2 separate regions of the Homo sapiens genome follow, and region 2 is linked to region 1. A link is an interaction called in ENCODE POLR2A ChIA-PET data of the cell type or tissue named here. Cell type or tissue: CD4-positive, alpha-beta T cell. All regions are shown on one strand. Each heading gives the region's core, and the rest is flanking DNA. Links, peaks and the distances in the headings are about the cores only. Region 1 overlaps PTGFRN (prostaglandin F2 receptor inhibitor). Region 2 overlaps CD58 (CD58 molecule).

The links. Peaks named below come from ENCODE experiments on the same cell type or tissue, not always from the same donor. Only the 100,000 strongest peaks of a DNase experiment are listed, where the experiment ranks them.
Region 2: POLR2A ChIA-PET joins it to region 1 with 5 read pairs; 1 of 35 experiments calls an interaction of 5 or more read pairs at or near these places.

Annotation. Positions count from the first base shown.
Region 1 is chr1:116,983,984-116,989,995 of GRCh38, reverse strand. It overlaps PTGFRN (prostaglandin F2 receptor inhibitor), which reads right to left. Exons shown (of 9, transcript NM_020440.4): 8 at 5,011-5,316; 9 at 1-3,195. The coding sequence ends at 3,029. Among named protein-coding and RNA genes, the nearest start is that of CD101, 15 kb to the left of the region's middle. In CD4-positive, alpha-beta T cell, for the core only: no CTCF peak of the experiment used is centred there; DNase peaks (open chromatin) are centred at 2,605 and 3,085; H3K4me3 peaks cover 1,104 bases; H3K27ac peaks cover 1,317 bases.
Region 2 is chr1:116,511,721-116,518,744 of GRCh38, reverse strand. CD58 (CD58 molecule) reads left to right here. Exons shown (of 6, transcript NM_001779.3): 6 at 3,923-4,211. The coding sequence ends at 3,932. Among named protein-coding and RNA genes, the nearest start is that of LINC01762, 36 kb to the right of the region's middle. In CD4-positive, alpha-beta T cell, for the core only: no CTCF peak of the experiment used is centred there; DNase peaks (open chromatin) are centred at 1,892, 2,884 and 3,454; H3K4me3 peaks cover 408 bases; H3K27ac peaks cover 3,269 bases.

The DNA of each region.
Region 1 (6,012 bases), core at 1-5,000:
AAAAGGCTCAGTCTTTGGCTCACAGATGTCAGTGACAAAATCATGGCTGCAGGCAGTCTGCAAAGCAAGAAGCAAGGGCCACCGGGGAAACAAACGAAGGTCTGGGCAGGAGGGGCCTCCTCTACCAAGATCTCAGGGAGCCCCTCAGATGGTGAGGGTGAGGGGGGGAAAGACACTCAAATAAATACATTTTTAAATTAAAATTTAGCCCAGTTGGTGAGTCAGAGTTCTACTGTCCCATGAAACATCTCAACAGTTGTTAAAAAGTCGATTTGCATTTTTTTTCAAAGTGAAACGTGTATGTAAACATCATAAAGTAAACAATTTACAGGAATTTCGAGGCTTCTATCTGAACATAGCTTAGGCTCTTTCTGGGGCTATTTTTATGATTAGGAAAAAAAATCCCAAACTTTTATAAAGTTCCTTTTTGTTAAGAAGTGCAATTCCACCTGTGTGAGACGCGGCTGGGTCTCTCTTTCATTCACACCAGTGCTGCTGGTAGGAACCTGTTCTAGAAGAGCACTTGTCGCAGGGGTGGGGTGGGGAGCCCTATTTGGTACAACAAAAGAGTGCATCTCACCACATTAAAAATACACATTCCTGGAAATTTATATCCCTAGAAGGAACTAGGTCCTTGGTACAATGCCCTGGGATTTCTCGCCCCTTCCTGCCAGCCCTCAGGTGACATGCAGCTTGGGCAGCCCAGTGGACATGGGGCAGGTGGGTGGAGGTCAATGCCTTAACAACTCCAGCCCTGAACTGCAGCATCAGTATGAAAGGAAAAGGTACAGTGTGTAAGCACCCATCACATTTACCACCATCGAGTGTCTGCTGTGACTCAGTCCATGGTTTTACACACACCCGGTCAGGTCCAAAGCTAAGCACCCTTTCTTCCTACTAAGAAGGGCCTGTGCCAATAAAATCCTGAATCTCCTTTTAATAGATGCAAGGGCTGAAAGGGCACTGGCTGTTACTAATACAGCACCTGTTTAAATATCTGTTCTCTCTTTAATTCTCACTTGTACAATCACCTACAAGCTGCCTCTTCTGAAATAGCAGTTAGGATATGTTATGACATGCAGAAAATACCCAAATCTAGTGCCAACAAGGCCTCGTCCTCTTCCTCTAGTCACTCAGGCCCTGGTGGGGTATACTTGTTGCCCGTCTTCCCACCACAGGCCCGGGCCAAGGAAAGGCTACTGTCAATGCAGAATCTAATGTTTCTACCATGTGCATGGTCCCCTTGGTGGGGAAAACTCAATGGGAATCTGCTTCCAGGGGCGACTCGGTGATAAGTGCAGAACCGGCTGTGGGGGAGCAGGGGGAAATGGTGAGCCAGGAGGAGCACAACTCATCCGGCCCATGGTGACAAAGAGCTGCACATGAATGGCCATCATTTTGTATTAGTTTATTGCTCAAAACAAATGAATCTTTTTTTCCCCTTTGGAAGAGAGAGCAGTGTTAGATCCTTCAAAGTCAAGATAAAAGCAGAGGATTGCAATTAGGGCATGAGTCACCAGCGAGCCTCAGAAAACCCTACTGGGATGCTTCCGAAAGGCCAGTGCTGTGCAGGGGGCGAGACACTTCAGGGAGCGGGAGGCTCCAAGGACAGAGCTTTTAAAGCAGCAGCAGAAGCCTGGGATGTGGAAGATCTCTGTCTACTCTCCTATTCCTGATGGGAGCAGTCGGGCAAAGCACACCGCTCTTGACTCTGCTCTACAGGCCATTCACATAACAGCAAATTGCTGGGTTTCCTTCATGTCCCTATTAGGAAAGCAAAACATACCACAAAGTATACCCTTTCTCACTAACCCCCTGCAGTGGACCTTAAAATGACCTGAAGGACTGAAAAGGTCATAGAAAAAACATGGTGCTTCTAGGTAATTTCTGATTCCTTGAAGTCAGTCAGTCTTGCAAGTAGCAATTTGCCTTCAGGTTAAGGAGCCCAAGCACGTGTGAAGGACATGGCATATCTGTGGGTCCCCCTGCAAGACTCTTGGTGACCAATGCCTTTGCCCCCCACAATGGGCAAGAGAGAGGAATAGTGGTGGCTTCTTTAGCCTAACTTGCACCTGGCACCACTCTGACCCTCCTGGCCCCAGCTGCGTAAGAATAACTTCGTGGGATCCCTCTTCTGCTCCTCCTGGAGTCCCCTGAGACACAGTGGCCTCACAACTACTGGAGCAGGTATCTGATCCTTTCCTTGTCCCCATCCTCCCCTTCCTTGCAGCCCTTCTTACTGCCCTGGACAGAGGTGGCTGTGTATTTTTCTTCATATTCATTCTTAAGGCTAAGGTGGCAAGATAAGGTGCTCAGTGGAGAGCCAAATTGTAGATTCCAGGGCTGCCATTTCAGTGCTCTCACAGAAAACAAATACAAAAGAAATGGAAAAGGGGCAGAGAAGCAAAAAAAAAAAAAAAAAAAGCAGTTGGGCTCAATAAGAAGTTATATACTCCAAGTTTGGATTTCAAATGTAGTCTAAACCCCTGAAAACAGGGGGTGGGGTAGGGTCGTAAAAGCCACAAATTAGCCTTCGGCACAGGTCTGTGTTGTCTGTCAGCCGGGTAGAGGGTGGCGCTCAGCAGCTCTCTGAACACGTGCCTCCAACGCGGAAGCTGGCTCTCAGGCGGGCAGGCACATTCTCACTGAAGATAAAGAACTCCGCATGCCATCACCCCTTCCTCACCACAACCCCGCGAAACAAAAGCTATAAACACACACAAGTCAGAGGATCTATAAACCAGTGGGAGAAAAAAAATTAGATGAAGGTTAACCATTAAAAAGCTGCAGTTGGGAAAACACACACTCGATTGTTACATCAGAAAGTGCCGTGGGAAGAAGAGCCGTGTGCTGGTAAACATGTCCGCGCTCAGAACTTGACATGCAGAAAAGAGAGAGCGCCAAGTCCCACCTGAGATTAGAGAGGACTGGTTTTTAGTGTAACACACTTTGTTTTAAAATATCACTGTCCTCTTCTTGCCCCAATTGCTCCTAGAACGTCCCTCTGTCACTCCCCTCCCGGGCCAGCCTAGTCCATCTCCATCGACATGAGCCTGCGGCGCTCGCGCCGTGTCTCCTGAACCTCCTTCTTACAACACCAGTGGGAGCTGCAGTACCCGATGAGACAGGACAGGAGCCCGATGACCGTGGACAGACCGACGCCGATCAGCAAGGGATACTTGAAGGCGTTCAGCACTGGGAGGGAGAGATCAAAGGGGAAGCCAGTCAGTGCTGCGAGGGAGGCCGCTTTGGGGGCACCCTCGCCTCCCTTCCCCACTGGAGCAGGATCTCCCGAGAGATAAGGTCTCATTCCTCCTGCATCTAGCACCTAGCACACCACTGGAGACAGGAGAAGCTCAGCCTTATCTGTCACAAAAATGAGCAAATGTCTTCCTACCCAGCTCTGCGGGGAGAATAAAAACCACAAAGAAGATTTCACTCGATGCCTTTGAATGTCAACTTGCTTTTTAGGGTTTTGGCAAAAGATTGATTTTTAAAAGTCAGTATAAGGGCACCGCACGTTCAGCAGCAGATGCATCCTTAAAAAAACCATGCATAAATCAATCCTATGCATCAAATAACTGAAGTGTACTAAGGGAGCTATTTTAAGTAACACTATACTAAATTATCTAGCAAAGTGAATAATCACTCCCCTGTTTGTTAAATCTGGGTTTTTATACGGAGTTACTTCAAGCAAGGAATTCCTAAGATGCAAAATATGGTACAGATGATTTAAGTGTCAGAAATGCACAAACACCATTTAGACTCCACCCTTGAAATCCCACCTTCCTTTCCCCATAAGTACCCATGCTCCTTGGGTGGACGCTGCCACTGGGCTAGGTGCTTTACGTTTGCTAAGGTTTAATTTTCGAAATAGCCCCATAGAAGACTATTATCCCATTTTACGAGAGAAAATGGATCAGAAAGGCTAAGTAGTCTGTGGAAGAGCTAGGGCTCCAATTTCCATCTGACTGATCACTAGGGAAACACTCAAAAGGCTTTTACTCATCCTCGGAGGCCCCTGGACTTTAATTCTCTTTATGGAGTTATTTCGACTAACATGTACTTTCTGAAATTTTCCACAAAGGAGACATGTTTTTTGTAAACCAAGGAACAACTGTCCCCACTCTGGGATGCTCAAGGAACAAAGCTCTGACTGTCTAGTTAGGTTGACCCTGGTGTTCATCGTGGGCCAACGAGGCTGGGAGCTCATCCTCCCATCTTGGGGCTCCGTGAAGTACCCACTCTGTGCCACTGACTCCAGAAGGAGTCTCTTTTTTTTTTTTTTGAGATGGAGTATCCCATTGTCGCCTGGGCTGGAGTGCAATGGTGCGATCTCGGCTCACTGCAACCTCCACCTCCTGGGTTCAAGCAATTCTCCTGCTTCAGCCTCCGAGTAGCTGGGATTACAGGCACCCGCCACCACTCCTGGCTAATTTTGTTTTTCTTTTTTGTATTTTTAGTAGAGACGGGGTTTCACTATGTTGGCCAGGCAGGTCTCGAACTCCTGACCTCATGATCCGCCCGCCTCGGCCTCCCAAAGTGCTGGGGTTACAGGCGTGAGCCACTGTGCCCAGCCATGAGTCTCTCTTAAGAAGCAAAACCAGTGGTAGTGAGAGTAGCAGGTCCCTAAGCTATAGCCTCCCCTATTGACCTGAGCCCTCTCTCTCAAGGCTGCTCTCTGCCTGTGCCTAGCAGAATCCATGCCAACCCTCGGACACCATAAAGCGAGTTTCTATAAATTTATGGAAGAGGCAAAGCCTTGAAAATTTTTCTAGTAAGTCTTGAAAATTATTTATCAATGGTGACACTAGCACATAATAGCAAAGCTGGGGAAACTGCAAGGGCTGCTGGTGCCCTTCTGGGTGCAGGCTCAGGCCAGGTCTAGAAAGAAAGCAGGACGTGCTATGGCACATTCCTCAAACTGTGGCCACCTGGGTTCTGTCAGCTACAGCCTGGCACAAGAAGAAGACATTCCCAAACACTGAGAAATTTGGGTGACATTCTTACCATCCATCTTCACAGTTATAAAAACGGGCTTGGAGTGGATCTCTGCCTCCTTCTGCCAGGAACCTGTTGGTGACTTCACCCATGGAGTCACGGAACAGTAGTAGTTGCCAAAGTCCTGGTCCTCGGAGCCATGCACTTGCAGCAAGAATTCCAGCACACTCACGCGCTCCAGGCTGAGGTCGCTCTTCCAGTCCCTCCGGGAGGTGGTCACGATGCCCTTCCGATCCAGGGAAGACAGGAGCACAGGAGCCTTGTCCAGGCCAAAAGAGTGCACCGCAAACCAGGACACATCAAAGGCCATGTCATCTACGGATTACCAAGCCAAAACCCTGGGGTCAGTGCAATGGGCAGAAGTCATATGTATGGCCACATCCATGTATGAGGCCCTTACTACGTATGGCAAGCACAACACTACATGCCTTCGGTCTCACTGGATCCTCACAACAGCCCTATGATGAAGGCACTATCATACTTTTATTCTGCCATTATTGCCAGACTATATACCTGCTCAAGGTCATGTAGTCAGCAGGTAGCAGAGTGTGCAGCTTAACCCAGGGAGTACAGCTCCAGAGCCCAGCCTCTTAACCACTGCACTGCTGCCACCCAGACTAAGGGGCCACAGGAAGAAGAGTCAGGGCCAAAAACTGTCTCCCACAGAGAACACTGATCCGAAAGCTGGTATGCCAGGACACTGCAGGCTCTCTCTCCCAAAGAAAGCCAGCTCCTTTGACAGTTTAGGCAGAAGAACCCAAGACTGGAAGGACACTAAAGTCATATGGAACAAAATGTACATAAAATGAATTGCACCAAATTTAGAGTTGTAAACAGTTTAGATTTTATTGTACACTATGGTTTTTCTTTCCTTGCAGAAGTGCTTAAGTTCAAAACAAGAGGAAAAAAAATGTCAAGCTGAGAAAATGGAACACAGTTTAACAGTCCCAGAGAGTAATGCTGAATCGTAAAGTACTCTGCAAAATTAAGATTCTAACAGCCTCAAATAAA
Region 2 (7,024 bases), core at 811-5,810, 470 kb after region 1:
ACACAAACACAATTAGCAGCAGTGTTGGTTTAATAAACCGCCGTAGGGTGCTCCAAGAGGCCCCCTCCTGGCAGATCCCACTGGTGGTCAGGAGGCAGAGGCATGAGCTGGGTGTTGAGGGATGAGGGGAAGAGTTAAGGCCCAGGGTGTGAAGGGCAGGACAAGAAGTAGCAAGCCATCCTCTTTGGAGCAGAGAGTGTTGAGGCATTAGAGAAAGATGGGGCTGGGCTGGCAGGTTGGGCCAGGCTGAGACTTTGAGAGAGGCTTTGGGTCATTCTTTAGGGAGAACCGCAGAGTTTTCTAGCAGAACTATGCTTTAGTAAGATCACTCTGCTGGCAAAGCATGGGACTAATTAATAGGAGATGAGATGAGGACACTGGTTAGTGGAGTAATGAAATAATCCAGCCAAGCAGAGAAGAGGGCCTGAGTCAAGGTGATGGTGGCAGAACTGAATATGCAGAGCTAGGTTTGAGAGAAACAGCAGAGGTCCTGTTAGCAAAACTTTCATCTGGCAGTGTAGGCTCTGATGCCAAACTCCCTGGTTCAAATGCCAGCTCCATTTCTCACAGGCCTTGGACAAGTCACTTAAACTCTCTGTGCTTTGGTTGTCTTCTGTGGAAAATGGGCATAATGATAATATAGAAATGACAATGATAGCATAGATAATCACATAGAAATAACTGTGTCAAAATATATTAATATAAGTACAATGCTTACAATAGTGGCTGGCTCATAATAGTTTTCAATAAATGTTAGCCATTATGACTATTGTTACTATTATTTTTCAAGAAAAATAAAAGCGACAGGACCAAGTGTCACAGAGGAGTCACACAGGAATCTTGGTTGGGAAGGAAAATTATGAATTTTTGCTTTGACAGGTTGATTTTGGGGTGCTGGTGTATTACCTGGCTAGTGATGTCCATGCACAGAATTGGAGCGTGGGCTTCACGCTAGAGTTACGGATTGGGGCGCCTCTTCATCTGGACAGTAATTGATGCCGTGAGCACCTGAGGTCACTAAGAAAGAAAAGCTAGATGCCCTAGGGTGATGGGAAGAGGCAGAGGAGGCGGGACTGGGGAAGCAAAGTCCAGGATCAGAGCCAGGGTAGCCCCGGGTTAGAGACTCGAGGGAGGAGGCTACATGTTAAAGCTGCAGAGACAAGGAGGTAGGCGAGGGGTTAAGACCTTTGGTTTTGTGGAGTCGGTTGCTGTGGTCAGTGCAGGGATGAAGTGAGGGTGGCTAAGCAGCAGCAAGGGCCTAGGTGAGGTGGGATCGATGGATGGGCCACAGGTGTCCTTTCTCCTCAGCTGCCAGGTGGAACAGTGCAGGAGAAACAAGCTGTGGCAGGAGGCCTGGGGGCAAGGAAGTACAAGGGGCAGCTCAGCCGGCCACAGACCCAAGCTGGGAGGACCCAAGGCCATGAGGGGTTGATGGGCCAGGAGGCTGGGCAGAGAGGAGCCAAGTAGCTGGAGATGAGGTGAGGTGGGAGAGGTAGGGACCTCCAGGCTTGTGGTCAGAGGAAGGCATTTCAGATCTGAGCAATATGCGTGAGCCCCAGGTGAGTGTGAGAGCCAAGTCAGGTCTCTGCTGAGATCTAGGTGGTTACAGTGGAGGGGAACTCTGAGTGGATGGGGGAGGCATAGCCATCACTACCAATGATGGGGGTAGGGGGGCATCATCCAGGGCCACGGGGAAAGGGGATGGGCATTCTGGAACTCATCCCTTCCTCTGTTCCTTTCATCACAACAAACGTTATGGAGATTATGCGATACCAGGCACTGTGCTAGCTGATAGGGTGGGGGTCAGAGTACCCAGCGAGGCTAGACATTGTGTGGGATTCAGAGAAAGCATATAATAGGGCTCCTCCCACAAGAAGCTTGTGGCCACACCAGGGAGAGAGAATGGATGCACATGAGCATACGAAACTCTTAGAAGGACTTAGGCAGGAAGCACAGGTGATAGGCAGAATGTGTGATATGAGGGTAAGGGCTGAGCAACCAACGCAGAGGAATTGGAGAGGCCAGAATAATCAGAAAAGCTTTGGAGGGGGTAGGATGTGACCTACATTTTCAGAACAAGAGTGGAGTAGAAAAGGCATTCCAGGTGGGATAAACAGCGGAGGCAAATACATGAGAGGGAATTAAATCTGTTGTGATTTATTTGATAGTAAGATTGACCTGCCTGGCATCGAGTTGAAGTAGAGGCAAAAGACACTGAATATTTGCAAGGAGGTCCTTAGAATGGAGTGATATGGAAATAAGCAGCCATTATAGGTTCTTGAGCAGGAACATTTTGCATGAAAAGCACTGCTTTGGAATGATGAGTCTAGAAAGGTAACACTGACCTCTCTAAGGTGGCATTCTAGGGAGAGACCTGAGTATTTGGGGCTGAGATTGAGAGAGGAGCTTACTTTTCTTGGTATATTTTTATTTACTATTCAAGTTCTGCATCATGTGTGTTTACTGCCTATTTAATAATTATTTTTAAATTTAAAGAACCCATTGTGGCAGCAGGGGGAATTCTCTAAGCTCAGTTACTAAAGGGTTATGAAGCTGGGTATGGTAGCACACACCTGTAGTCTCAGCTACTTGGGAGGCTGAGGTGCGAGGATCGCTTGAGTTTAGGAGTTAGTGGGAGGATTTCTTGAGCCCAGGAGTTAAGAGACCAGCCTGGGCATCAAAAAAATTAAGTTAAATTAAAATGTTAAAAGGTTCTGTATATGGTGGAGATGGAGGAGATCGGGGGAGGAGATGAGAAAGGGGCAAGCATAAGTAGGAACAAATGCAATATTTCCCCAGCTGCGCGAGGGCAGGAGCAGGAAGAACTAAACCCAATTAGGAACAACAGAGGACAGATGAGTAGATAGCAGACATCTGACGGGAAATGGCCACGCCACACTTCTCACCCAGGCAGTTCAACGTAGGCAATTTCTGAGTGCCCTGGTATTTTTTGTGTAAGTGTCTAGAAAACAGATCACAAAGTTAGCCAAATTAAAAAGGAAGCAGGGAGTCCTATTTCTCCGAGAAGAAAGATTTACAGGTGGGATCTCAGGCAGGAGCCAAGCTGGAGAAGCAGGCTTGATTCCTTGTAGTGGGTGAGGAGACTGCTGGGAGAGGGCAGGGAAGCAGAGACCGGCAAAAAGCTGCCCCAACAAGAATCCTGTGCCTGCCAACCTGGTTTACAAACATTTCCCACTTTATCCCCCTCAGAAAGTCACAGCACCCATTTCATGTTCTGTGAGGCTCCCAAGGAGGGAAACTTCTAGTTTGCTGTCCTTTACCTCACCCCTGTGACCACAGCACTAATTTCTCATGAATTCTTGTTACCAATGAGATACAAATGTTTGGGGAGCTCTGGCCTGGTCTGATTTTGAGCTCTGTGGAAATACGCAGACCACGGGGGAGGAGGCCGGGAAATGGACTCGGTTTGAGGGCTTGCTCAAGGATGCGGTTTTGTTTTTCGGCTGATTTACTCCAAGACAGCCAGAGATTGTTCTGTCGTTGCCACAGAGGTGACTAAACAGGAAGGTAAGTTTGAGGTAGGAAGAAAACCATCCCCAGGAGTTTCATGTAGCAAAGAAGGAAGTAGCTGTTACAAATGGGTGACAGTTTACATGTGGGTCTAACAGTCTCAGCTCTGTTGTTCAATCTTTCAGTTATACTCAGAGAGTAAGCGGGAGGAGCCTTGGGGCTGCTATTGAGTGCAGCATCCTGAAGGCTGTTCTTCAAGTGTTACTCAGACTACTATCCCAAGAGCACTCAAGGCAGTTCTTCCTCCATCCCTGCTCCCTAGCTCCCTTGGCTTTGATGAGTTTATTACAAAAGGGCTATTCACTTTAGAATAGGAGGGTAATTAAGACTCCTGGTCTGCAGCCCAGATTTACTGCATTTTACAAGTTAATAATATGATTTTTTTTTGTAGCTCCAATTGATTGGTAACAGAAGATGAAGACAACAGCATAACTAAATTATTTTAAAAACTAAAAAGCCATCTGATTTCTCATTTGAGTATTACAATTTTTGAACAACTGTTGGAAATGTAACTTGAAGCAGCTGCTTTAAGAAGAAATACCCACTAACAAAGAACAAGCATTAGTTTTGGCTGTCATCAACTTATTATATGACTAGGTGCTTGCTTTTTTTGTCAGTAAATTGTTTTTACTGATGATGTAGATACTTTTGTAAATAAATGTAAATATGTACACAAGTGACTAGGTGGTTTGGCTACTGTTTTCCTAAGATAGAAAAATAAGGGTCACATACCCTTTTAAAATCTATACTCTTTCTCCCTTGCTTTAGGGGAAAAATAATTCATTGTAGGGTCATTCATGGAGTGAGGGAGAAAAGTACTGTCCCTCACTGGGTTCCACTGCTGTCAGTACGAGGCAAGTGAACACATGGGTCTTTACTTCTAGCTGCTTTTGAAAAGAGCAGATCACCACCATCCAGTGCAGTTGTATAACACAGGTGGGGCAGGGAGACTTCTCTCGCTGCCATTAATTAGCCTACTTAGTTTGTTGCATTGGTTAGCTGTCACATTGGGAGGTCAACAGCAGACAGTAGCTGGAAAACCGTAGTCATAACAAATACAGAGTGGCAGCCACTCCTGAAGTGGTGGACGGTGCCAGTTGCCTCTGGCAGCCATGTAAACCCAAGTCAATACATAGACGCTTTAGCTTGTGCCTGCACTGTCCCTGGAATTCCTGTCACATGAGAGTCTCCAGGCTGAAGGAAGAAATCAATATTTCTTGACTCCAAGATGGGCCTGTCAAGGTGGGTGGATCACAAGGTCAGGAGATCGAGACCATCCTGGCTAACACAATGAAACCCCATCTCTACTAAAAATAAAAAAAGTTAGCCAGGTGTGGTGGCGGGCTCCTGTAGTCCCAGGTACTCGGGAGGCTGAGGCAGGAGAATGGCGTGAACCCAGGAGGCGGCGCTTGCAGTGAGCCAAGATCAGGCCACTGCACTCCAGCCTGGGGGACAGAGCGAGACTCCATCTCAAAAAAAACCCCTCAGGCTACATGTGTTCTCTCTAGAACAGCCTGCATCTGAGCTCCCACAGGCCTCAGCAAGAGTGGGAAAGGAGCCCAGAGTGCTTCTGGGAAGACCCACATCTCCCCAGCTCCCCCCATCTCCATGTGGCATGGATTCCTATCCTGTCTCAGACTAATCTTGTCAAACCCTTTATCCCAGACCCTGTAGGAAGCCCATGACTCCCCTGGAGACTTCTGTCCCATGCAGCTCTGTAATGCCCCACTTTCTGCCCCCATCCATCAGCAGCGACATCCCTGATGTCCTCTTCTGTGAATGCCTCCTTTGCTTCGCTGTTCTAATCGAAACCCAGCTCTCCCTGGGGATGCTGCCTCCCACAGCCTCTCAAGGGGTAGCTGTGTTCTTTCCTGCATCCCTTGTATTCAGGGCCTAGGGGAAAGAAGACGTCCTCCTTGCTCTTCTCTGCCTGCAGACCAGTGCTCCTTCCTCGGCTTTGATGCTCATGCCAGCTAATCATCACCACCTGACATCCCTTGTTCTGGTTATCTTTGTTATTCCCTATCCCTTGGAGGTTTTAGCACTATGTCAAAGTCTTCTCCCTGACATCACTTCTTCCAGATTTTGAATGCTTTCAAAATCTACAAATCTAATACCCTCGCATGGTCTTTTCTTCTCCCTTTTTCAGCTAGCCACCCCATAGCCATACTGCTGACCTATAACTGCAGCATCCCCGAATAGTCTCTGTAACAAGCATCTCACTTCGCTAGTCCCTACTTCGCATCTTCCGCATCACCCCCTTGGGGGCTCCAGCGCCAAACATTCTTCAACCCCACTAGAACCTACAAGCCAGTGACCTTGCTACCTGTTCCCTGGCCCTGAACCCCTTCAAGTTCTCACTCTTCCTCTTACCTGGCTTAGATTCCCATTGTTCATCATTACAATTACTCCTTTTTCTTTTCTTTTCTTTTCTTTTTTTTTTTTTTTTTTTTGAGATGGAGTTTCACTCTTGTTGCCCAGGCTGGAGTGCAGTGGCACGATCTCGCCTCACTGCAACCTCCACCTCCCGGGTTCAGCCTTCCAAGTAGCTGGGATTGCAGGTGTGCGCCACCACGCCTGGCTAATTTTTTTTTTTTTTTTTTTTAGTCGGAGTCTTGCTCTGTCACCCAGGCTGGAGTGCAGTGGTGTGATCTCGGCTCACTGCAAGCTCCACCTCCCGGGTTCACACCATTCTCCTGCCTCAGCCTCCCAAGTAGCTGGGACTACAGGCAGCTGCCACCACGCCCAGCTAATTTTTTGTATTTTTCAGTAGAGACGGGGTTTCACCATGTTAGCTAGGATGGTCTTGATCTCCTGACCTCGTGATTTGCCTGCTTCAGCCTCCCAAAGTGCTGGGATTACAAGCGTGAGCCACCGTGCCCGGCCTATGCCTGGCTAATTTTTTTTTGTATTTTTAGTAGAGATGGGGTTTCACCATTTTGGCCAGGTTAGTCTTGAACTCCTGACCTCAGGTGATTTGCCCACCTTGGCCTCCCAAAGTGCTGGGATTACAGGCATGAGCCACTGTGCCTGGCCTACAATTACTCCTTTACTATCACTCTTTTCCTCTCTCGCTTTGCCATTCTCATTTTGCCAAGTCCCAACCATGGTTATAGTTACCTCTACCAGTTTCCTCTCTGCATCCAAACTGCTGAACATGCCTGGAGAAAAATCTAACACCAAGCTGATTAGTTTCTCTTTAATTACTTCAAACATTTGGCAGATTTGTAGTGTTTCTCAAATGTCCTCATTACATTGCTTTGTCACTGTCTCCTCACTTCTCTTCCTAGATCTTCAATCCTGTGTCCTCACTCTCAACTGATCACTTTGCTTCTCAACTTTCTGAAAAAAATAGCATTCAGAAGATACCTCCCTCACACTTCCATCACACCTACACACCCAGCTCTCTCAGCACCACTGCACTTTGCCTCTCCTCCTGTTAATCCAGGATACACTCTCCTTGCTCCTCCTAAAACCAGTCTCTTCATTTGTA